Regions from separate parts of the Mus musculus genome. Here region 1 is linked to region 2. Evidence: chromatin contacts called from ENCODE Hi-C or POLR2A ChIA-PET data. All regions are on one chromosome and are shown on one strand. The core of a region is the stretch at or near the end of the contact, and the rest is flanking DNA. Distances in the headings are between cores, read along the strand shown.

Region 1 (2,750 bases), core at 237-2,736, 44 kb before region 2:
CACCAAGTTGGCCCTTGGTGGTATCTGTTGTAGGCTCCTGGTCAAATGCATACAGAGGACCTGAACAGTTATTTCTGGCATTCTGGAATAGCAGGCTGGTGATAGGAGAAGCTAATCAGAACTCTAAAGAAGGGAGCTTAAGTTTTAGCATAGGAATATAATTTGGTTATTAGAAATCACATTTCTAGTCTGGGCATGCTGGTACACACTCACAATCTAGCACTTAAATGGTAGTGGTAGGGGTAGGGGTATTATGAGTTCAAGGCCAACCAATGGCACATGGCAAGATCCTGTCTCAAAGGGGTGGTGGTGGGGAAACCTATGTTTTGTAATGGTTTTGAATCTCTCATTTCAATGACATTGAATAATGGTTATTGTATAGTTAAATGGTGAAACCCCCGGCCCCCCAAAAGAAACAAGATCAAAAAGTTTAGAATGTATATTCATTTGCTGACTCTCAGAAAAGAATGCATGAAAATGCCCCCATTGAGGACATTAGTGTGGCACCACCTGCCTTTAATCCCAGTAGAGGAAGGAGGATCTCTGCGAGTTTGAGGTCAGCCTATGGAGCTAGTTCCAGGACAGACAAGGATACAAGGAATAACCCTGTCTCTAAAATCAACCAAACACACACACACACACACACACACACACACACACACACACACACACACCAAAAACCAAAACCAAAACCAAACCAAACCCCACCAAACTATCTTCAGATAATTTTTCTTTGACTTTCCTCTTTAAAGTCATATATTACTTTTGTAGTCCTTAAAAATAAGTCAACGGAATCTTTATTTACAACATTAAAATGGCTTGGAGTCGAGATCGGTGGTGGAGCACTTGCCTAGCGTGCACAAGGTTCTGGATTTCCTCCTCAATCCCAACCCCCACACTTTGTTTCTTCTCTCAACTGGGTCTGCTGGGAAATTCTCAGATGGAGTCGAACCGCGACCTCATCAGCGGCTGGACTCATACGAGGCTCTCTCCGCCACTGTGGGATGGAGGGAGTCTGTGGACCGCACTCTCCCACAGACAGAGAGCCACACTCGCGTGGGCTCTCGTCGGAAGCATGCAGGGATCGGTTTGGAAACCTGCTGGTTCTACCCTTGCACCCGAGCCTTGCCCTGTTTCCCCTGCCCCGGCTCACCTGCTTTTTTTAGGAACTTCACCTCGTAGGTGTCCGGGGCGCTGGGGCCCACGGGCTGGACAGAGCACTCCCCACCTCCCGAGGCCCGGCTCTGGAAGTATATCTCGAGCTTCCTGTGCGCCTTGGGGATGGACTCCCGCAGCCGTACGAGTAGCGGGGACGGCGGGTCGGGACTGGAAGCCATGGCTATCCGCGTCTGGCTCGTTTGGGGCTCAGGGGCGCTGCACAGACAGGGAAGAGCAAAGGCGAGCCCTGCCCTAAAGACCCGAGAGGCAAAGTTTCAGTTTCGATTCCCCAGAAGGTCCCTCCTTGTTCTCCGCAGAGCCGCCGCCTGTCTTGCTCTGCCATCTCTCAGAGCCATCACCCGGTGAGTAGTTCGCACGCTCGGCGGTGGGCGCTCAGAGGAAGTTTCCCTACGGTGGCAGGTCGCCCTTCTATTCTTGCAGGATCGGAAGTTTGGCGGGAACCCGGATCCCAGGTTCAGGCCTCTCAAGGGTGGAGCGGAATAGAGGGGTAAAGAGTTTCACCTGTTTGTACTTTTTGAAATGATTGTTGTAACTAGTATTTACTGAGATGCGGTTCTGATTTCAAGTGGAGAGAGTTTACCTGCTTGGTGACCTGTACTTTTCCTGTTAGCTGGGCACCTTAGGGATTTTCTGCTCGAGGGCCTTAAGTTAGCGAATAGCACAGATCGGCTTGCTTCCCTGAGTCCCTAGAGAGGGAGGTAACGAGGAACTGAGCACAGAAGCAGTCAGTACCTGTGAACAAAGCAAAAGCCAAAGAGCAGGTTTCAAGAGGTATCTTAAGGGGTTGGGGGAGGGGAGGAAAGTATTCTAGGCTGGGACAGCAGTAGCCTAAAGTCCAGAGGGCTGGGTTCCAGGCCAGGGAGAGGAAGAGGAAGGGTCTGTAAGATCTATAGCGTCAACAGAAATAAAGTGGGGATTATGTGTGTTAATTCTAAAGGTTAACACCATAGTTTAGCTCATAGGTGATGGTTAATCTTGGTTGTCATTTTGACTGCGTCTGGAATCAGCTAAAACCCCAGCTAGCTGGGTAGTGCTTGTGAGCGATTTTCTTGATTGGGTCTTTTGAGACTGGAAGACCCGCCCTAAATCTGGGTCACGCGTCCTGGTAGCAGCCTATATAAAAGGACAAGGAAAAAGGAAGTTTTGCTTTTGGCCTGCTTGCCTCAAGACAGACAAGTGCACCCCAAAGCAACCTCTCAGCTGCAGCCTCCAAGGAACCTTAGAGGTCTTTCTTGTGTGAAAGCAATACTGCCCTCTGCAGGCTCCCCGGATCCTGTCCGGCCAGTTTGGGGTTAGTATTCGAGTGACTCCTGGATGGGCATGGCCAGCTGTGCTCTCGTGTTGTACAGTGTTTTTCTACTGCAAAGACATTACAGATCATCCCAGAGACTATTGTAAGTGTTAGTCATGAGTCTAACATTTCATAATTTTAGTTTTTAGGCTACTAGGTTAAAATCATGAGAAAGTGCGATTTCCCAGAGCTTCAGATTTTTATCCAGACATCCTTAGGTCAGAGTTGTTTATCACAGATTCAGAACACAGCCCGTGCAGGTTCAAGCAGTTTCCTCAGT
Region 2 (2,903 bases), core at 68-2,567:
CTTTGCCGAAAGAAGAAGAGGGGTCGCTCTAAGATTAGAGCTACTCACAAGAAGAAGTGGGGAAATGAAGAGTAAAAAAATAAAATAATGACTGCCCTGAGAACATGGGCCCCCGCCCCCGGCCAGATGGCCTAATTCCCTGGAACTCTTGGGAAAAACAACCACAAAATGTTTCAATGTCCCAGGTGCCTTGAAGTAAATATCCGCCCCTAGACTTCCCCTGTTTCCTCTCCCATCCTCCCCCTAGGTTCTGGTTTTTACCTTTATAAACCTGCTGGAAAATAGGGTTGGGGTCAGACTCCTCTACCCCTGCGTGGTGTATGGGTCTCGACCTCAGCATGCTGGTTTGTGTGCCATTAAAAACCTCGTGTGTTTGCAGCAAGCGTGACTGTGGCTTTCTGGGCTCGCGATCCCTGAGACTTGAGTGAGGGTCTCCCTTCGGGGGTTCTACAGATTCATGTCCGGTGCTCCTCAGTATTCCTTTTAAACTGACTTGTTAAACCGTGTCCTGTGGTTGTGATTTTCCTGTGACCTCTACTTGCTGTCTTAAAGTGTTCCTTTGAAGCCACCGCTCTACTCCCCAGAAAGAAAAAAAAATTCTATCATGTAACGGTTAAGTCATTTCCCTAAATATTTTGTTTTAGCGTGCCTTCTCATAGCAACGCAAATATTTTCGCTGGAAATTGCCGTTTTTGAGATAGGGGTCTTTCTACGTAGTAATGCTGGTCTAGAATTCGCCATTCTCCTGCCTCAGACTTCCTAGAGCTGAAAATACAGGCGTGCGTTACCGTCATGCTAGGCTCAAAAAGCGATTTAATGTTATATGATACTAATAAATTACCGGGTAAGATGGGTGAGAACTGAAGAGAATACCCAGAAAGTTCCTGCAAACGGGTTGCATGTGAATTCTTTGAACGTGAGACACTGACGTATTTTGTAATACTCCCTCAGCCTCCAACCATGCCATCATTCATCCAATAAGCATGCTCGGCTGTGAGGTACCTACCATGTGAGAGGGAAGCTATATTGATGTGAGGGGGAATCCGTCCATTCTGGAAGAGCTTAGTAAGGACAAGTTTGTTTCCATAACTTCTATATGTCTGCGCTTTTACTGACTGCCAACCTGGTCCGCAGAGACCCACGCCCTGGCCGCCGCCTTTTCCCTGGCCGCCGCTAGCCTAGGGCGTCCACGCTCGGAGACTCCGCTTCCCGGCAGCCCCTGCGGCAGGCGGCGGAGAAGCGCACGCAGGCGCGCCGGCCGGCCCCCGCACGCAGGCGCAGTGCGCACGCCGGCTGAGCTGGGTCTCGCGGCTCTGTGAGCGGCAGCGGAGAGCGAGGCCTGGTGAGCGCCGCCGTGGTGCGCGCCGGCTGGTCAAGGTTGTGCGCAGAAGAGGCGCAGCGGGCGGGCCAAGAGCGAGCGTCTCCCTCTTCGTAGTGGCACCGGGACCGGTCGCCTGGAGCCGGTGAGTGGGGGCACCTCGCGGCCCCTCCCCCTCGGCGGGCGGCTCTGGGTCCCCCTCCGCGGACCCGAGGGAGGCCCCGGGGCGAAGGCGGACGCGGGCGGAAGCCGGAGCTGGCTCGGGCGCGCCGGGGACCGGACCCTCGCGTCGCTCCGGTGCGTCACGGGCCCGGCGGTCCTAACGGCCGCGCGGCGGCGGAGCGGGGTGGGGGTGGGGAACGCTGGTGCTCGCCGTGAGGAACGCCGGTCGGGGCGGGGCGGCGCGGCGCGGCGCGGCGGTGGAAGCGGCGTCGGGGACTGCGGGGCGCCGGGCGGCGGCGCGGAGTCTGCGCGCCGCGCTAGCTTGAGGGCGGGGGCGGGCGGCGCGGAGTGCGGTGGCTGAGGCCGAGGCGTGCGGGGCCGATCGGGGAGTTGGCAGGTTACCACCGGGGCCGGTGTTTGGAGGGAGGTGGGGGTGGAGACGGGAGGCTTGCAGTTTACAGATGTCATAACTACGCGGGCCTGGAGCTGCTGACGGGGGTGTGGTAATTATAGCAATGACAAGTTGGTCGGCTGTGTGAGCCGGCGATGCGAGGGAAACCGCCAAGCCTTAGCTGAGGCTCGCATTGGGAGCAGAAAACTGGAGGGTGACTGGGATCAGGGACATCGGCAAGAAAGAATGTGTGGGTTGAATGCAGCTGCTTCCAAACCACTTTTCAATGAAAAGTTTCACATGAATTGATTTTAAGGCTTAAACTTCGGCTTGGTAAATTACTATAGGAATCAGCCACCGAGAAATGCTTTTGAGATATTAAACACTATTGTCTGGCCTTTTCCCTCTTAAAAGAGTTCCGTCAAACACCTCCTTCCTCCTCCTCCTCCTCCTCCTCTTTTTTTTGTGTTTTTGTTTTTGTTTTTTTTCGAGACAGGGTTTCTCTGTGTAGCCCTGGCTGTCCTGGAACTCACTCTGTAGACCAGGCTGTCCTGGAACTCACTCTGTAGACCAGGCTGTCTTGGAACTCAGAAATTCACCTGCCTCTGCCTCCCAAGTGCTGGGATTAAAGGCGTGCGCCACCACTGCCCAGCCTGTTTTTTTTTGAGGTTGGGTTTTGTTTGGTAGGCTGGCTTTGAGCTTCTTATCCTGCCCTGGCCTTCGGGGTGGCAGGATTTCAGAGTCACACAGAAACTACACAGTCAGTTCAAAATTTCCATCAGTCTAGATATCAAAGTAGGTACTAACTAGTCCCAACCTTCTTGCCTGTAGGTTGCCTTTTCTTTGTTTTTGAGACAAGTCTCACTATTTAGTCATGGCTGGCCTAGCATTACATTGGTTGTCTTGAACTCAAAACACTCCTGCCTCAGCCTCTCAAGTGTTTGGGGTTACAGCATGCCTGCACGTGCGGGTGTTAGTATAAATTTGTATTCATGATGTGTACAACATTTACTTATTTATATACTTACTTTT

Evidence for each region. A loop is a pair of places that touch in the nucleus more often than their neighbours do. ChIA-PET counts read pairs that join two places held with the same protein, here RNA polymerase II (POLR2A).
Region 1: a loop to region 2 is called in a map of heart, with 2.6 times the contacts of the local background. The contact joins the promoter of Dtx3l here to the promoter of Kpna1 in region 2. A Hi-C loop is called at or near these places in 4 of 37 maps with a recorded cell type or tissue (T-helper 1 cell, heart and regulatory T cell). POLR2A ChIA-PET finds 5 or more read pairs at or near these places in 3 of 5 experiments (Patski and embryonic stem cell).

The regions. Positions count from the first base shown.
Region 1 is chr16:35,937,541-35,940,290 of GRCm38, forward strand. Dtx3l (deltex 3-like, E3 ubiquitin ligase) reads right to left here and starts at 1,487. Exons shown (of 5, transcript NM_001013371.2): 1 at 1,154-1,487. The coding sequence starts at 1,337. Parp9 (poly (ADP-ribose) polymerase family, member 9) reads left to right here and starts at 930. Exons shown (of 11, transcript NM_030253.3): 1 at 930-1,520.
Region 2 is chr16:35,982,046-35,984,948 of GRCm38, forward strand. Kpna1 (karyopherin (importin) alpha 1) reads left to right here and starts at 1,318. Exons shown (of 14, transcript NM_008465.5): 1 at 1,318-1,463. Gm15564 (a long non-coding RNA gene) reads right to left here and starts at 1,284. Exons shown (of 2, transcript XR_001781900.2): 1 at 1,007-1,284.